Regions from separate parts of the Homo sapiens genome. Here region 2 is linked to region 1. A link is an interaction called in ENCODE POLR2A ChIA-PET data of the cell type or tissue named here. Cell type or tissue: Panc1. All regions are shown on one strand. Each heading gives the region's core, and the rest is flanking DNA. Links, peaks and the distances in the headings are about the cores only. Region 1 overlaps APOBEC2 (apolipoprotein B mRNA editing enzyme catalytic subunit 2). Region 2 overlaps LOC101929555 (a long non-coding RNA gene).

Region 1 (8,940 bases), core at 458-8,457:
ATCTCAGCACTTTGAGAGGCTGAGACTGGAGGATGACTTGAGCCCAGGAGTTTGAGACAAACCTGGTTAACATAGCGAGACCCTGTCTCTACAAAAAAAAAAGAAATTAAAAATTAGCTGGGCCTGGTGGTGCAGGCCTGTAGTTCCAGCTACTCTAGAGGTTGAGGCGGGAGGATGGCTTGAGCCTGGGAGGTTGAAGTTGCATTGAGCTGTGATTGTGCCACTGCACTCCAGTGTGGGCAACAGAGCAAGACCCTATCTCAATTAAAAAAAAAAATTTGGTGGTGGAGTGGGATGGCCACTTTTGTGTTTTTAACCTCCATAGAAGATTTGGATGTGCAGCCAGCTGGGGTCTAAATATTAGTCCTCTTTTCTTCCGAAGCTGCAAAGACCAGTCGTCTATTGTGGTCATGGTAGGAAAATAAAGTTCATGGATTTAGCCAATGGTTCAGTATCAGAGCTATTCGGGAAACTAGACATTTTCTTGTTTTCCCTTACAGTGGTGTTGAGAGTTAAAACAGCCAGACTTGCTATTGATTTTCTCCCTAGAGTGACTTTGGGTCTGTCACAGGACTTGCTGCTTTCCCAAGTATAAAAGAACAACTGTATTTTAGAAGGGGCTGGTTAAAACACCAGGAAAGTACTGGTTAAATATAATCTTTGTACTTTAGACTGTGTTCTTATCACATATCAGCCTGATAAGAGGCAACAGTTTCAAAAAAGTATTTCACTTTTGTATTTCTAGGTGGAACAGACAAGTTCTTCATGTTGTTGGGGTAGGGGCAGTGGAGGGTCAAGTTCATTATCAAACTTTTAGATTGAGGCTTTTCTTGAAGCATTGCTTTTGTCCACATAAAGTTGAAGGGAAAAAGGAAGGAGAGATTATCTAAATACACAAAATTGAAAGTGAGAGTGGGGGATAAGAAACTTAAAGAAACTTAAAATATTTTGCTTAACTCTGCAATTACAGATGCTCCTCAACTTAGGTCTATGTCTGGGTAACCCCATCTTAAGTTGAGTTCAGTTGAAGGGTGTACTGAATGTGTATGGCTTTTGCACCGTTGTAAAGTCCAAAAATTGCAAGACAAACCATTGTAAATTGAGTACCATCTGTAAACCTTAACACAAGTCAAAACATGGATTTTCTAGGCTTCCTTTACTTTTAAAGAGATTATGGTTATTATTATTATTTTTTTCTTGGCGTTTGAGCCTTGATTCTTTAGACAAAACCTAGTCTCATTCAGGATTGGCTGTAAGTGGAATTCTGGGACTTAGCAGGAATGTGATAAAGCACTTTGTCATTTGCCGATAGTAGTCTTGGGTCAAATTCCGACGACTTATCACACTTGAAGCCTGAGGAAAGGAGGCATGCCCTGGTAATCAGAGTGAACACATTATTCCTGGAAACCTAGTTAGAGTTTGGCAAACACCCGGAAATTCACCTGTGAATTTTTGCTTCCACATAGGACTCAAACAAACCTTTAAAAAAAAAAAAAGAGAGACTTGACATCATCCTGCCATTACCATCAAACACCATGTATTGAATACTTTTAAATGATTGTATATCTGAACATTAAACTACTACTTTTCACCCGCTCCTCTCTAATAAAGAAGCTAGTTGCTTATTAACTGGCATTTGGGATGTGGCTACCTTAGATTTCTCATGCTTTTTGTTCCACCTTCTGCCCTATTACTTGCCTTCAGAGAAGGGAAAGGCCCTCACTTGATTGTCGTAAGAAGTCTGTATGGGAGAGTTATTCTGCATTGTCTAGGCAAGTCTTGGTTTAACCATGGCTTGGTTCATAGCCTGGAGTGTCCCTGTGTCTGGACTAGCTCGCTTGTCTGTGGCAACTTCCAGATGTTCAAGTTTCTTAAAAATCTGGCCACGGGAAAAACACACCACTTCTTTTATTAATGTTGCTGTTTTTCTTTTTTTAAAAAAATACCCAACTTAACATAAAATGCATATTTCAGAAATCTAAACCTCGGGTCTGAGGCTGTTTGTGTTAAGCAGCCCCCTTGGGTGAGCAATTAGGACCTTCAGTCCCATAGTTGACTGGAGCCCATGTATGGTTGCATTTCTCTCCTTGCAGGTCACTTTCGTCCTTCCCGAGAGCAGCATTAGAGAGAGAGTCACAGCCTAAATAAACTACAGCATGAGAAGTATATTTCAAGTCCTCTAAGGGCCTTGTCCAGTATGATTGGTTGGTGTCAAATGTTGTCCAGCTCCAAATGGTATTAGGAAGACAGGCATGTCCCAGATGGCTGTACATGTCATTGCTGTCTCTTGGTGGCAGCAGGAATACCTTGGTAAAACAAACAAAGAAAATGTGTTACTGAGAGCTCTGCTGGCCCCGAACAATGACTAGTTTCTTTTTGAACTAAGGTTTCTGTGTGCCCTTCCCAACAAGTCCCTGGATTTCTCCTCCATAGTTTCCTTTGCAGGATTGGGTAAATTTACCAGGATTGACTAAACCAGAAGCCAGTCTTTCGTTCATGTTTTGATGTGGTTTACACAGAAAAAGCCCCAGAAGAGATCTGGTTTAACTCTGGTCTTTTGACTAAATATAGGATTAAATACTATTTTGTCATTAAAAAAAAAAAAAAGAAAGATGAAATAAGTATGTAAAATAAGACACTTTATTTAACAAATGCTCATTTCTCAAGATTATTTTAATTAAGCAGGGTTGTTCTTTTGGGCTTTTAGATTACACTCTTATCTCATGCCAGTTTTTTTTTTTTTAACTTGATATATCTTAACCTTTCCCTTCACAAACATGAGCAATTCAAATAGAAGACAGGGAAGCATGTTAATGGGTCCAGATAATACAGTTATATTTGAAATCACTGAAAAAAAAAAAAAAAAAAAAAAGCTCTAAGGACTTGCTAGTTAGGCACCTGGGCCCTTGACTCTGAAAGATGTCTGAAAGGAAAATATACTGGGGTTAAATTTTAAGCTGCCGGTTAGTCTGTAGAATCTATGTTGGGTTTATAATTACAGTGATAGTACATACACTAACAAAATCTTCAAGGAATTCTAAAAGTTAAATTTTATATTCTCAGAGGGCACCCTCAGAAATCTGTTTTGACTACTGTTCACCACTATAAAGTGTCTTATTTTATGTGAGCAGAGTACCACACAGTATACCCTATCATAGGCTCACTGACTTCAGTGACTGGGTCCTGCTTTTTAAAAGAAATGGCTGAAAGTTGTATCTTCATGGGTTGGCAAATGCTCAGCTTGAGAATGATCAGGTGCCCATGTGCATGTCTAATAGAAAACACCTGCCAACATCAAGCTCTGGAACATTGATATTTCCTAAACGTGTCTATGAAGCGACATCTTCTCTTAAGGGTGTTAGGAGTGAGAGAGACCAAAAGTAAATTATCTTCATGGAAGCTTGTTGTTTTCATGTTTTAGTAATATGTGAGTTGTTGCAGGATTAAAGTTGGGTAAGAGTGTCGTGAGTACCCCTCCTCTATTACTGGAAGATTTTGATCAGTAACTGGGGCCTTGCAAAGGGGGCTTCGTCATAGCATTTCTGTAGGCGCAAACTCAATCAGACTAAATGTAAAAAAGATAGTAAAGGATCCTTTAGCCCTCTTTCCTGAGGGTAATTAGCCTGTTTCTGTTAGAGTTTAATTTACCCTCAGCAAGAGGCCAAATTGGCCTTAATTGTGTCCTAATTATTTGCTTAAATAGCTAATCTTTCTCCTATCACCTCTTGATATCTGTAAGAGGTTACTTCTGAGCTGCTGCCTACTTTACAAATGTCTTTTTAACTCTTTAAATGTTCCTGCATGGACTAGCTTGTTGCTATATTATCCCCATTCCTGCATTCGACATCCTCCATGAATTCTACTGAGGTCTTCTCAACATAAGGAAAATGTTCCCGTATTGTATTTTCACACAGCAATTGTTGGTCTCCTTCAAAGTGTAGCCATTTGTTTGAAAACATGAAAGCAGGTCTGGCTTAAAACAAGTTAAATACCAGTCCATTTGGGGAATTTCAAAATTACCATAAGTGAAAAAATTGTCCCTGAAGGACTAAAAAACATTCATTAGAGAAAAATGGAATGGTAAGATTGCCAGTGGATATGGGAGTGAGGCATCTAGAAGATGTCTGGAATTAGTAATCCCTGACATGTACACAGGGGCATACTCAGAGGATTTCAGTATCTTCTCTGCTGTGGTTCAGTAGCAGGTGCTTGCACCATCTAAATCTTACCAAAGAACGTCATCTTGCCTCATGAAAGTTTTAGGATTCCTGTCAACCTTGAGTATTCTAAGTTAGGGGAAAGTTACTTTGATACAAAAGTGTGGGAGGGAAAAGTTTAGAGAGGGATTCAGAGGAAAGAGACATGTTCTAAACTATTTTTGCAACCAGTCAAAAGCAGAGAAATGAAACCCTTCCAAAGGAAAATCAGACATATCACAGATTCTACCTGACCTCACACCTTCTACTGGAGTTAACATAATAAAGTGTTGGTGCCATGGCACCAGGAAAACTCACGTGAGGCAAAGCCCAGTTGCCCTACTTCAGGATGTCTGCCAACTTCTCCTCGTAGTATAGGAAGTTCTCCTGAATGTCCTCCCAGGGCTGAAAGGCCTTGGATTCACCCTCTTCTTGCTCCACAAAATTCTGCCAGACATATTCGAAGTCCTGGGGCTTCATGATGCGCAGTTTACAGCCAGCCTCCTTCAGCTTCTTCAGAGCAGCCTGGATCTCCGGCTCCTCCCACATGAAGAGTCGACCCACCAGAATGAGCAGACGCAGGTTCTTGGTCTTGCTAAGGGTTTTGATAATGCGGTCAGCACACGCTGCACAGGGGCTGGAGGACACATACCAGGTGACATTGTACCGCAGGGCTGGGTCGAAGGCTGGCAGGATGGTGTTGAAGAAAGCTTCCTCTGCATGGGCAGCCGCATGCTCATCCTCTAGGTATCCCCGAGATGCCTGCACTTGGCCCCCCTTGCCCTGTGCTTCAACCACATAGCAGAGGAAGGTCTTGTTCCTCCCGGAACTGTACTCCACATTCCGGAACTGGAATTTAAAGAAGTTGGCAGGCAGCCGTTCTCTGTAGGTCAAGGAGACAAAAGGACAGGAAAGAATGATAAGTTCTTGTTTCTAGAACCAGCCTAGAGTAGGTAGCTCTTCCAGGTCAGTACTTCAGAAATGCATTCACTCTTACTATAAATAGGTCTTGTCTGTGGTAACATCAGTGACAAAAAAAAAAAAAAAAAAAAAAGCATTAAAAAATCCAGAAGGGTTTATCTGAAGGAGAGGAGAATTTGGACTGAGGTGTGCATTTTGGTCACCCTACTAGGACATTGTCTCCACCATCACTCTTCCAGCACAACATACCCCTACATTTCTAAATCACTGAATCTTTAACCTGCCTATACCTTAGAATCACCTAGAAGACTGAGAATGTCAGTGCCTGGGCCTCATGCCAAACCAATTAAATCAGAACATGTGGAGAGGTGGTCCAAGCATCAGTATTTTTAAAAAGCTCTCTGGATGATTCCAATAAGTGGCCAGGTAAGTAGCAAGCATATAAAATTTCTCATGACAGAGCAAAACAAAGATTTTGCAGAGCATTTTATGCTTTTTTCTCTTCCTTGTAACTCATGTAAATTGCATCTTGGCATGAAATGGCCTAAAACTTGCAATAACATGCTCTCCTTCTCAAGTGACTACTTCTCAAGTCTGTTTACTTTCAGGTAAAGGGATTGTCACATGCTAAGTGTCCAAGAATTTTTATCTGTGAGGACAGACTACTCAAGGGTATCTTGGGATAGTTAAGCCTGTATTTAGTATTGAGTCACCTCCAAATCTTAAAGGACTTGGTCTCTGCCCTCCAGATGCTTATAATTTAGCAGCTAGATTGCAGCTGGACAGAGAAGATGTAAATAAAACAGCTGAGAACATTATAAGACTGCTAAAATTGGATAGGTACAGTAAAGGAAGTATTATGAAGGTTCTCGAAAGTTTGGCCTTGATTCGGGAGGCAGTAGAGAATTGTTACAGGTTCTTGAGAAGGAAAACAATAAAAATGATGTCCATGCAAGATTACAGTCTTGGCAATAGGCAGATAGTGTGAAGCTGAGGAAAAGCCTCAAATTGAACAAGTCCAGTAGGTATCTTAGGACACTAAACTTGGTGATGAATTGTGTGGGTGCCTTTGAGGAGGAGATGGATGGTTAGGAAATGAAAACAGCAGGAAAAGTCCAGGAATTTTGAAAATTTTGGTAATAACAAGGAGAAGAAAAAAGAGAAGGGCCAGAGAAGACATCAGAGTTGAAGATTGTTTTTACTTTTATGTGTATGTGTGTGTTTTTCTAAAATAGGCAAGATTTGTTCAAGTTTGAAGTCCAAAGAAAATGAATTTTTAATAGGAGAGATGAAAAATGTCAAGAGAGGAGGAGATGAGTACCAGCTAGAAAGATTCAATGTTTTCCTTTTTAAAAATGTAATCTCTCTGCCTGCCCCAAGAGATACCTATGGCACCATTAATTCTACTATTGCCTGTCTCCACCTCTTCTCTTTCCCCAAAGAAGTCAACAGACTCCCTGGGCTGCAGGGGAATCCCTGGTATCCCAGGGCCTTGGCTGCCTAGGGATGAGCAGCAGATGCCAAAGATATGAGTAAACTTGACTTATTTCCCTGCAGGATTCCCTCACCCCCACCCATCACCAAAATGTATCCACCCAAGTTTCCATGTCCCGTGCTGTCAGGTTCATTTTCCACTGTGGAGATGGATGTGTTTGAGGACCCAGCCCCAGGATTCCATCAGGTACTATACTTAGCTCTCTAAGCCCCTGTGTCCCTAGTTGGAGGTGTTTATTGTTTACTTAACATTTTAGGAGAATGGATCGCCTGATGTTTCCCTGCTCCTCTTCTCAATCCCTGTCAGGCGTTCACTTATAGTGAGTGCTCCCCAAAGGTACTCACCCCACCAGACCACTCCTCAACTTTACCAGTTGCCAAATGGTCCCTTCACTTCCTGGAGTGGCTTTTTGCTTTTGAGAAGCTCAGAGCTTACCGTTCCTGCCCAAACTTGCTCTTCAAGACCTTTTGCCCCACTCCCCAAGTCTAATCCAGGGCCACCTATATGATGGATTATCAGGTGGAACCCTGGCAAGTATTCATGGCTACTCAAATAGCTTGGAAGCTTAAACAGTAGCTGCTGTGTGGTCCCTCTTTTCCTTCTGGAGCTCCCTATAGCTCAGCTGAAAGTATGAATTTAGGCCAGTGTGAATTTGGCCCAGCATGCAATTGCAAATTGGCTTTGATGGTTGTGAGGTGACTGTTTCTTTCTGCCCTTCTTAAGCTCTGACATTTTCCCCTCCTCCTCTTCCCTAGGCAAGAGGAGAAGACCCAAAGAAACCTGAAACCCAAGGGAGAGGAAGAAAGGTCATCTCTCTATAAATACGGGTTTCCAACCCCTCTGGCCAGCAGCCCTAGAATCTACTCTGTCCCTCAGCAGGGCCTTCTGGACTAGATGCCTCAGGAAAAGAAGTGCTTTCAAGGAGCAAAGGAAAGGCAGGGAAGGTTTGGTTCCTAGTCGTTCCCTTGGGCTTGCTCAGAGACTAAACTTGCTTGATTTCTGAATGGGTTTCTTGGTCTTCTAGAAGGAGCAAAAAGGTCAGATGAGATTCTTTAGGCCTCTCACAGACCGAAATAGCTACGTCCTGGGGGGAAACCAGGAGAACAGAGGTAGTAGAAGTCTGGAATTTCTCCAGGGAACTAGACAACATGGCCATCTTGGGCAATTTTGTAGACTCACAGAATAAATTAACACTATTATGCCCACTAGTGGAAGGAAGGAAATAATGACACCTAACTTGTTAAATCATCACCAGCAGTTTTTTTTAAGTAGCATGATAGGCCTAAGTATCATATTTAACTATAGCCCTTTACATTTAACCCAGAAAATATTTTACTGGTAAAGGGGTGGGGGTGTGTGTGTGTGTGAGTGTGTGTGTGTGTGTGTGTGTGTGTGGTGGGGTGGTGTTGGTGGGTGGTGGTCAGTAGAGAGATGCTGGTAGTAGATTTCTTTCCCTGATCCAGTCACTTCCTCATGCGTAGAAACCTGTGTGTGTGTGTGTGTGTGTGGGTGTGTGGTGGGGTGGTGGTGGTGGGTGGTGGTCAGTAGAGAGATGCTGGTAGTAGATTTCTTTCCCTGATCCAGTCACTTCCTCATGCGTAGAAACGTGTGTGTGTGTGTGTGTGTGTGTGTGTGTGTGTGTGGGGTGGGGTGGTGGTGGTGGGTGGTGGTCAGGAGAGAGATGCTGGTAGTAGATTTCTTTCCCTGATCCAGTCACTTCCTCATGCGTAGAAACCTACAGCCTGATTTCTATTCCCTCTCCCCAGCCTCTGATAGCACCTTGTTAAGCACCATTTCCTCATACTTTCTCCAAACAAGACCAGTCACACTTCATCTGCTTAGACCCAGGCTACTGGACATTTCAGTTCACTTGGGAGGAAACAGAGAGTCCAAATATCTAGAAAAAAAATTGGGAAGATAATCTGCTTGATGGAGGGAGAAGGGATGTGAGTAAATGTAATACATTTTTCTCAGGTTCACATTCAAAACGTTTGAATTTTCTAAGCGTAAATCTATACTGTGAAAGGAAGCAACCCAGAGGGCAGTTGAAGCTGGACTGAGATTAAACATTTGCTCCAGAATAATCCATGAGTGGAAAAATCTACTCATAGGTAATTATGTGTTGACTTGTTTCAGCTTTCCCTCACTAGACCTGTTGGTGACTGGCGTGAAAGAGGGAGGATTGCTGGTTTCATTGGCCTTCTGCTTTCTCAGACCACTTTTCAAAGCGGATACCAAGGAGTGGGCATAATCAGAAAGAGTAGTAAGAGCAGGAGCAGAGGGTTCTAGCAGCCTGACTCCCTAGAGCTGAGAAGGGAACTCCAGACT
Region 2 (8,940 bases), core at 210-8,209, 190 kb after region 1:
TGTTTTCAAGGTTCACCTATGTCGTGGCATGCATAAGTACTTCATTTCTTTTTACTGCTCAGTAATATTCCATTGTATGGATATACCACATTTTGTTTATCCATTCTTCAGTTGATGGACATTTGGGTTGTCTCCACATTTAAGGTATTATTGACATGAATAATGCTGCTATGAACATTCATGTATAAGTTTTTGTGTGGACATGTAGTTTCAATTCTTTTGGGTGTATACCTATGAGTGGAATTCCTGGATCACATGCTAATTATATCTTTAACATTTTGAGGAACTGCCAAACTGTTTTCCAAAATGGTTGCACCATTTTACATTCTCACCAGGAATATATGAGGGTTCCAATTTCTCTACCTCCTTGCCAACACTTGTTATTTTCTTTTTAAATTATAGCTATCCTAGTGGGAGTGAAGTGGTATCTCATTGCACATTTTTTTTTGCATTTTCTGAATGACTAGTGATGTTGAGTATTGTTTCATGTGCTTATTTTAGTGACCATTTGTATATCTTCTTTGAATAAATATCTACTCAAGTGTTCATTGAATTTTGACATGTGTCAAGTTACCCTCGTGTAACTATCACCCAAATCAAGATACAGAACATTTCTACCTCCCTAGAAGACTCCCCTGTTCTTCTTCCCAGTCAACTTCTTTCCCCAAGAGTAACTATTATCCATTTTTATTTATTTATTTATTTATTTTTGAGATGGAGTCTCACTCTGTCGCCCAGGCTGGAGTGCAGTGGCACAATCTCGGCTCACTGCAACCTCTGCCTCCCGGGTTCAAGCAATTCTCCTGCCTCAGCCTGCCGAGTAGCTGAGACTACAGGCGCATGCCACCACGCCCTGCCATTTTTTTTTTTTTGTATTTTAGTAGAGATGGGGTTTCACCGTGTTGCCCAGGCTGGTCTTGAACTCCTGAGCTCAGGCAATCTGCCCGCCTCAGCCTCCCAAAGTGCTCGGATTACAGGTGTGAACCAACATGCCCGGCCTGAGTAACTATTATTCTGATTTCTATTACCATAGACTAGTTTTGTCTGCTTTTGAACCTCAAAGCAATGGTACTGGATGAGGTTTTTTTTGTTTTTGGTTTTTTTTTGACAGAGTTTCGCTCTGTCACCCAGGCTGAATGCAGTGGCGTGATCTTGACTCATTGAAACCTCCGCCTCCCAGGTTCAAGGGATTCTCCTGCTTTAGCCTCTCACGTAGCTGTGATTATGTGTGCACCACCATACCCAGCTGATTTTTTTGTGTGTTTTGGTAGAGATGGGGTTTCACCATGTTGGCCAGGCTCGTCTCAAACTCCTGACCTCAAGACGTCCACCCACCTCGGCCTCCCAGAGTGCTGGGATTACAGGCGTGAGCCACAGCGCCTGGCCATGGATGAGCTCTTTAATATCTGGTTTCTTTTACTCAATACAGTGCATGTGAAATTTATCCAAGATGTTCTTTGCTTTTTTGGTCATTACTATGTAGTATTCCATTGTATGAACATACTGCAGTAGGCTCACTCATTCTACTGTTGAGGTTGATTTGGGTTGGTGGTAGTTTTGGGCTATCACAAATAAAGTTTTAGCACTTTGAAAAGTCTGTTCATTCAGCTGGTCTCTCCAAGAGTACAGATTAGCTACCTGGGTCTCAGATCTGGCTGCCACCAGAGACTTAGTGATGGGGACACACCTGAGAACCCAGTGGCAGTCAGGCTGGGATGCTGGTCCTCAGTCTGAGGAGGGTGAGCCAGTTGCAGGGTGGTGGTGTGGTGGCATCAAAGTGCTGAGCTGTGACTTGACAGAAAAGGTGAAGGTGGAGGAGGCAGGGGGTTTGAAGGCTGGGGAGCAACCCTGGTGGAGACAAGACTGCAGTTACTCACTTCTAGAGATGAGTCAGAGATGAGCCAAGGGGCCTCACCTCTCCCAAGGAACTTTAATCATGCAGTGACTGGCATGGGGACCACAGACTTGCACTCATGTGAAGGGCCCCCTGGGCATAACACAGAAGAACACAGTGTGCATGGTGTCCCTGGAACTGGGCTACTCGACCCTGAAGGGGCATGGACATTTGTGGGACCACAAGCAGGAAAGTTCCAGCATTTTCTTAGGCTTAGCTGTGTCTATGAAGGTAAAACCACCAAACAAAATGAGTATTTTCCTAGTGCCAATGCAGAGCCTACCCACGCACAGTCCTTGGGCAGATCAAGGCTGTGCGTGTTCTCTCAGCCAGAACTGCACTCTGGACATGAGCTACAGGGTGACCTCATGAGGGTCCATTGCGGATATGCACATGGATGTTCTGTGTAGTGATGCTGTGGCAGCTGGGATTGGAGGCAACACAGGTGTCCATCGTTAGAGGAATAGAGAGGTGGCATGTGGCAGAACCTCCTGCAAACTCTGAGCAGCAGCCAGAATGATGAACTCCATCTGCACATAGCTTCTCTGCTAGACATTTTGAAATAGTGCTGAAGGTAAAAAAAAAGCAAAGTAAAAAGAACAGAGTCTGTAATGCAATACCATGTGTATGAATTAAAAAGGCATGAATATACAAATCTAATCTCAGGGTACACTACAAAAGATAGAGTGGTTGCCTATGGTGGGGGTGGTGAAGGGTGGTAATGGCAATGTGGGTGGGAGAGGGGTCCTGCATGATGATCTGAGAAGGTTGAGTGACCTGGCCAAGACACTTAACACTCACATACCTGCACAGAAAGAATGGGAGGGAGGAAGGAAGAAAAGAAAGAAGGAAGGAGAGGAGGAAAAGAGAAAGGAAGATAGAGAAAAGGAAGGAAGAAAGGAAAAAAGAAGGGAGGAAAGGAGGCAGGGAAGGAAGAAGGGAGAAAAGAGAAAGGAAGGAAAGGAAAATGGAAGGAAAGAAGGAAGGAAGGAGGGATGGAAGGGGGAAGGGAGAAAGGAAGAAAGGAAAACAGAAAAAGAAGGAAGAAAGAAAAAAGAAGGAAAGGAGGGAGAAAGAGAAGTCACTTCTGCTCTCTCAGACTTGCTCGAGGACCTTCACTGAGGTGGGGGCTGCCAGTGTAATGTTCAAAGTTGTTGCCATTTCCCAGGAGTTTCTGGAGGGGCAGGGAGGGCTGAACGGTGCGATTCCAACCACCCAAGGAGAAGGGAATTAGCAGTGCTCTCCTCCTCTCATTAATTGAGCACTCATCTGGGCGGGCCTGGGCTTACTAAGTTTCCAGTTCATCAAGATTATAAATGAGATTTCTCCTCCTTCCTGTGGAGCAGGTTGAGATTTATACTGCATCCTGGGCAAAGGATTCTCTGGGCTTCATCTTCCTTTCTGGGGCTTCTTTCTTTAGAAAGGTGGGTTGGGCTCCCTTGACCAGAGAAATCCCAAAGCTGAGAGAGTCCTTCTGCCCACCCCCAGCCCTCCCCCAGGCAGGAGTTGGTCCTGTGAGGGAAACAGGTTGTACCTAAGCTTCTGCCATTTTCTGTCTCATGTCTGTCCCTCCATATGCCCCCTCCCTCAGTCCTGCCCCCACCCTACCTCACATCCCTCAGCAAGCTCTCCACTCAGACCCTAGCTCCAGTTCTGGGGAGGGGAGGCTGGTGCAGAGTATAGGGGATAGCGCAAGTGCTCTTCAGGAGCCACAGACAGAGATCTGCTTACCCTGAGCACATGGCAGCTGGGGCGTTCTTCTTGCTCGCCTATTTGTGAAGGTCTACCCAGAGGAAATGGGCTATGGCACCACAAAATGGTCCAACTGGAAGTCAAACATGAGACACTAGAAAGTATCCTACAGGCTGCAGTGCTTGGGACTTGAGACCCCTGCCAGGAATCCCCAAGGAGAAAAGAGGAGTTCATGGACTTGTGGCCTTGAGCCTCTTGTGCTGTCACTTATACCCATTTCCATAGAATTACAGAGTGTCGGTGCTGGACACTAGACAGTGTAACATCGTCTTGTCCAACTACCACTCATCATGTAGAAGGGATGTGAAAAGGAAGGATGCTTCCCAGGGAATGTGGGAACAGAAGGAAGCCACGTCTCCCTGTGCCATCCTAGACTACCGCTGTGTGTGTGTGTGTGTGTGTGTGTGTGTGTGCTCACACACACACGTGAGCAGCTCCTGCCTTGACCTGAGCCTAGAGTGTTCCTCCTTGGAAGGGGACCCTATTTCACAATCCATCTGGTCCTGGAGACCAGTGGGGCTAAGTTTTGTTTAGGGATGGGGGGAGAAAGCAAGTGAAGGAGAGACAGAGAAAGAGATGAAAAGACAGGGACAAAGACCTCTTGACAGAGAGAAATTATAAAATAGGGCAAGAAAGAGAGAGAAGAGCAGACACAGGGTTGGAGAAAATGAAGAAGGAGGAGCCAGAAAGAGAGGAATGAAGGGTGACCAGCAGACCAGGCAGAGCTCACAGCCCACCCTGGCATGGTTTCTCTTTGCAGAGGGTTGCTCTCCCCATCACCACCCTCCTAGTCATTCTCTGGAGCCCCTGGTCATAAGTGGGTATTAGCTTAGCCCAGTGCTTGTGTTCAACTGTCATCCAAGCTGAGCCTCCCTTACTGCACCCACAACTACCTGGTTAAGTAAAGCCTTAAGGAGGGGTGGCAGGGAGGAGGTCCATGTGAGCCAGTGCCCTGGGTAACTCCCACCGTCTTCCTTGCTTTCTTCCTATGCCTGAGACCAGAGCCTAAGCAAGCCAGTGTGTGCTTTGGCCCCAGAATCCCTGTTGGGGGCAGCAAAGGAGATACAAAGTGATGGAGGAAGCACGGTGGTAGCCCTGTGGCTTCAGTGACCCTGTGTGAGACAGAAATCAGGGTTGGACTGGAAGAATGGGGAACAGGTATTTCCTGCGGTCCTGCTGAACAGTGGCTCAACCAGTCCACCCAAAATGTCAGAAGCAGAGAAACTGTAAACATGAACAGCGGTGCCATAGCAAGAGCTGGCCTGTGGAGGCTGGCACTGTGAGCCCAGGCACAGCACCCCAATGTACAAAGAGCCCCCACTTATGAGCCATGTGAGGGCAGGCAAGGTACTTTAACTTCCCTGGCCTCAGTTTCCTCATTGTGAAATGGAGCTAATAATAATAACCTAACAGGGTTGTAGTTATTTAATAAAATATCCCAGCACTGTTTCTGTTCCCTAGTCAATGTACAATTCACAGTCTTTTCCCCCATTCCCTATGAGAAGGCACGGGAGCTTCTAGACTCTGGGCAGAGCCCCAGACACAGCAGTCAGGATGCTCAGATGGAGAAGAAAAGCCCTTAAAGCTCTCTGTAGCAGCTAGCGCTACCTGTGTTTGGAAGGCAGCCAGAGCCCCACAGACATGCATGGGAACACCCAGGATTGTAATGGAAGAGGTACAATGCCAATCATTTAAATTTAGGTGTTCTTGGTGTCCTAATTTGATGGAAGGGTAAACTGAGGCAGACAGTGGGGAAACGATAGATAATGCAGAGTGAACAAGTCTTACTTTGGAAAAAACAGTTTCCCTGGTGGGAGAGGAAGGGAGATTGTGCTGTGACTATCACCCAACTCAAATGTGGAACCCAAGATGGGCAAGAAGCTCAGGTGGGGCTAATGCTGTACAAAACACCTGGTTAGCTCCGATAAGCAGCTGTCCCAAGCCAGGACTCTGCCCCGGCTGCACTCATCCAGCCCGGAGGGGCCATCAGTCACTCCTTTCTTCTTGCTCACTCTGTCTTCATCCCCAGCTGTCAATTCATGTGTCTCAAAATGACACGAGTTAAACATCTTAAAGAACTAGGGATTTATCATATGGCGATGTCAACTCAGAAAGCAGAACCAGGGATTTGTATCTCAGTAGTGGATGATTACAGTTTTCTTGGTGCTATGAAAGCCCTATATCCTCATGTGTCATGATCTGATTAATAGGCAGTGTTGGGGTTGAATTACATCCCCCCAAAAGAGATGTTGAGGTTCTAACCTGTGAATGTGATCTTTTTGGAAACAGGGTCTTTGAAGATATAATTAAGGTAAGATGTGGTCATTAGAGTGGGCTTCCACCCCATATAGCTATTATCTTTATAAGAAGAGAAGACAGAGAGAGAGAAGGAAGATGGTCATGTGAAGATGGAGGTAGAAGTTAGAATTATGCAGCCACGAGCCAAGGAATTCCTGGGGCTACCAGGAGCTGGAGGAGACAAGGAAATATTCTCCCCTGAAGGTGGCAGAGGAAGCATGGTCCTGCCAACACCTTAATTGGCAACCCCAGGAAATGAATACAGTAGGAAAAAAAATATTTAAGTGGGAGGAAGGAGGCTGGGAGGAAGGAGGGAATTCTGTTTAAGGGAACCCTGGAATCTCTTTTCTTCTACCCCCATGTCTTTTTCTATTTTCTATCCTCTACCTCCTTTCAACTCTTCAGCCAATGGATCTTTAATTCTTAATCAATAAGCATCGGTGTCCTGCCTCCATGTGCCTGGCTTTGTGAAGGAGGCAGAAGCGGCACAGCGACGTGAGTTGAACTCCTTGCCTGTTGACCTCTAGCCTCCCGAAGGCAGTTCTTGGGAGTGGGAAAGGGTGCCAGCTCCAGGGTCAGAGCACCTGGGCCCAAATCTCGCTGTCTGGGTGACCTCAGGCATGTGATTACATAGCATGAGCTTGCTTCCTCCTCTGCAAAATGGGGAAAATAACACACCTATTTTGTGAGGTTCTCTTGAGAATTAAATGAGATAATACATGTTAAATGATTAGTACAAGCAATCAATCAGCATTAATTATTGTTATGACTGTTATTATTAGCGTAGGGAAAAGAACATGAACAGCATTCAGCTGACTACAGGATAAAGTGTGATAAATGCTGGCACAAAGGTGCAGATGAAGCATTTAGAGAAGAAAGAGAGATGAATTATTTCTACCCAGAAATCAGGGAAGGCTTTGTAGAATCACAGCATTTGAATAGAGCCTGAAAGGACGGGTAGATGTTACCCAGTGGAGAAAGGGGGATAGTATGTGTGTAGGTGGAGAGGGGGCTTGGGGGAGGGATAAGGGAGTTTCTCCTGGAGGAAACTGCATTCACTGAGGCAAGGAGGGCTGAGAGGTTCAGCAGAGAGAGTAGATCTATGTGTGTGAAGCATCCTGTGTGCGGTGCATGGTGAGAAGTGAGACCTAGGACAGGCTGGGTCTAGATGGTTGTTGCTTTGGTGTCAGGAGGAGTCTGGTTTTTATTATGAAGACAGTGACCCCTAAGGGAGTTAGAGCAATACGATGGAGGAAGCTAGGGTGGGGGCGGGGAGGCCAGCAAGTTCTCAGTGGTCCACTCCAGTGACAAAGGAAGTCTGAACCAGGCTGGAGTGGTGAAAAGGAAGGGGCAGATTAAAAAGTCATGGAAGTAATACTGAGGGGATTTGATAACTGGTTGGGAGTGAGAGGAGAGGGAGAGAAACATCTAAGATGGTTTCTTGGTTTCTTGCCAGAACTATCTGGAAGGAAAGTAATGGGAGATTCTAGACTCCACAAAGGCTGAGGCCTCATCCTTTCCCCTTACCCCATCCCAGCACCCCACAGGGCCTGCATGGGGTGGGTGCTCAATACATAAATATTTGTTGAATGAATTTGATGCCAGCAGTGGGGAGGGGGACCAAGGGAAGGATAACAGGCTTGGAGGGGTGTTCACAGTATGGTCAACGTTAAGATACCCACAGGACCATCATGTCAGGCTGGCCTGTGGGCTGCCAGACATGCAGCCTTGGAGAGAGGTGCTGGAGGGAGATATAAACTTTGGAGCCAATAGCAACCAAGTGAAAACAAAAGCCACACGTGGGTTTAAAGTCCAGAGATGGCTCAGATCTCTCAGCGGGCTCCATGAGATTTGTCATAATAATTAGAGACAATCTCAGATGCTGGGTGTAAAGGGAGCACGGTGACAGATGAATGTAAACTAATTATCCTCACAGCAACCTTGAGAAACAGGAATGTGCATGCATGTTTCCTTGCTAAGATACGGAGAGGAAAAAGGACCAGGAGAGTTGCATGATGTCCCAGAAGGCTGCCAGAGCCCTGGCACAGCTGCAGGAACACCCAGGAACTCCTTCCTCCACTATCCACCCTTGGAAATGTCAGCATGGGTACTTTCCTCATCAAGGAATGATTTTAAGAATTTGTTTTCAAAATAAAAAGGGGTTTTAGAGTTGGGAAGCCCTGCTGGTTGTAATCAGATGTGTTTTATGGGACCATTCACCAGCACTTGAAGAACAGGGATGACCTATAAATGTATTCATGGATTCAGACCCAGGGCAGGTTTCATGGGCTGATTACAAATGCCTTGGGGATGGCATCAGCATTCAGGAGACACAGTCACCCCTGAACACCAGCCACAGTGCCATACACACCTTCACCACCTGCACTCCCACCTCCTCCTCATCCCTGCTGCTGTGATGCCAACTCCTCAGTCTCAGCAGCTCCTGGAAGCTCTAGGACACCTTTCAAGAAAACCACAAGTCCTTATCCAGATCAGGGCAGCCCAGGACATTATCTTTGTCCCCTCAACCCACATAAGCCCAGCCTATTCAGCCTAATCCGCATGACTTCCTCAATCAGCCTGGCATCCCACTCTACCAGGTCCCCCTCCCACCTCCTCCACCATAATAAGTTTTATGCAGAGGGTATAGCACTTGAAGCTAGGCTGACCTGGCCTCCAGTCCTGACCACTTAGACCCTGATCTTGCATGAGTCAGTCTCAGAGACTCAACTTTCCCATCCATGAAAGATCTCTCTCCTTGTCTGTACCCTCCTGGGCCTAGCACCATGCTTGGTGCACATTTGGTGGTGGTCCACAGATGCCACGTGGATGCATAAATGCACGGCTTCCTGAGAGGATGACACAGATGCACGTGGATTTTTATCACTTGCTGAATGGAAGTGAGACTTAACAGGGACCTCTTAGGAGCCTATGGGCTCCCCCAAGCATAAAAACAAAAAAACAAAAAAACTTCTTCCTTTCCTTCAAGGGAAATT

The links. Peaks named below come from ENCODE experiments on the same cell type or tissue, not always from the same donor. Only the 100,000 strongest peaks of a DNase experiment are listed, where the experiment ranks them.
Region 2: POLR2A ChIA-PET joins it to region 1 with 11 read pairs; 2 of 35 experiments call an interaction of 5 or more read pairs at or near these places.

The regions. Positions count from the first base shown.
Region 1 is chr6:41,057,467-41,066,406 of GRCh38, reverse strand. APOBEC2 (apolipoprotein B mRNA editing enzyme catalytic subunit 2) reads right to left here. Exons shown (of 3, transcript NM_006789.4): 2 at 4,515-5,079; 3 at 1,516-2,306. The coding sequence ends at 4,536. OARD1 (O-acyl-ADP-ribose deacylase 1) reads left to right here. Exons shown (of 6, transcript NM_001329686.2): 6 at 1-1,635. Among named protein-coding and RNA genes, the nearest start is that of APOBEC2, 8.7 kb to the right of the region's middle. In Panc1, for the core only: a CTCF peak has its summit at 7,783; no DNase peak of the experiment used is centred there; H3K27ac peaks cover 334 bases.
Region 2 is chr6:40,870,492-40,879,431 of GRCh38, reverse strand. It overlaps LOC101929555 (a long non-coding RNA gene), which reads left to right. Exons shown (of 6, transcript NR_110873.1): 6 at 1-546. Among named protein-coding and RNA genes, the nearest start is that of UNC5CL, 160 kb to the left of the region's middle. In Panc1, for the core only: CTCF peaks have their summits at 4,497 and 4,700; no DNase peak of the experiment used is centred there; H3K27ac peaks cover 1,050 bases.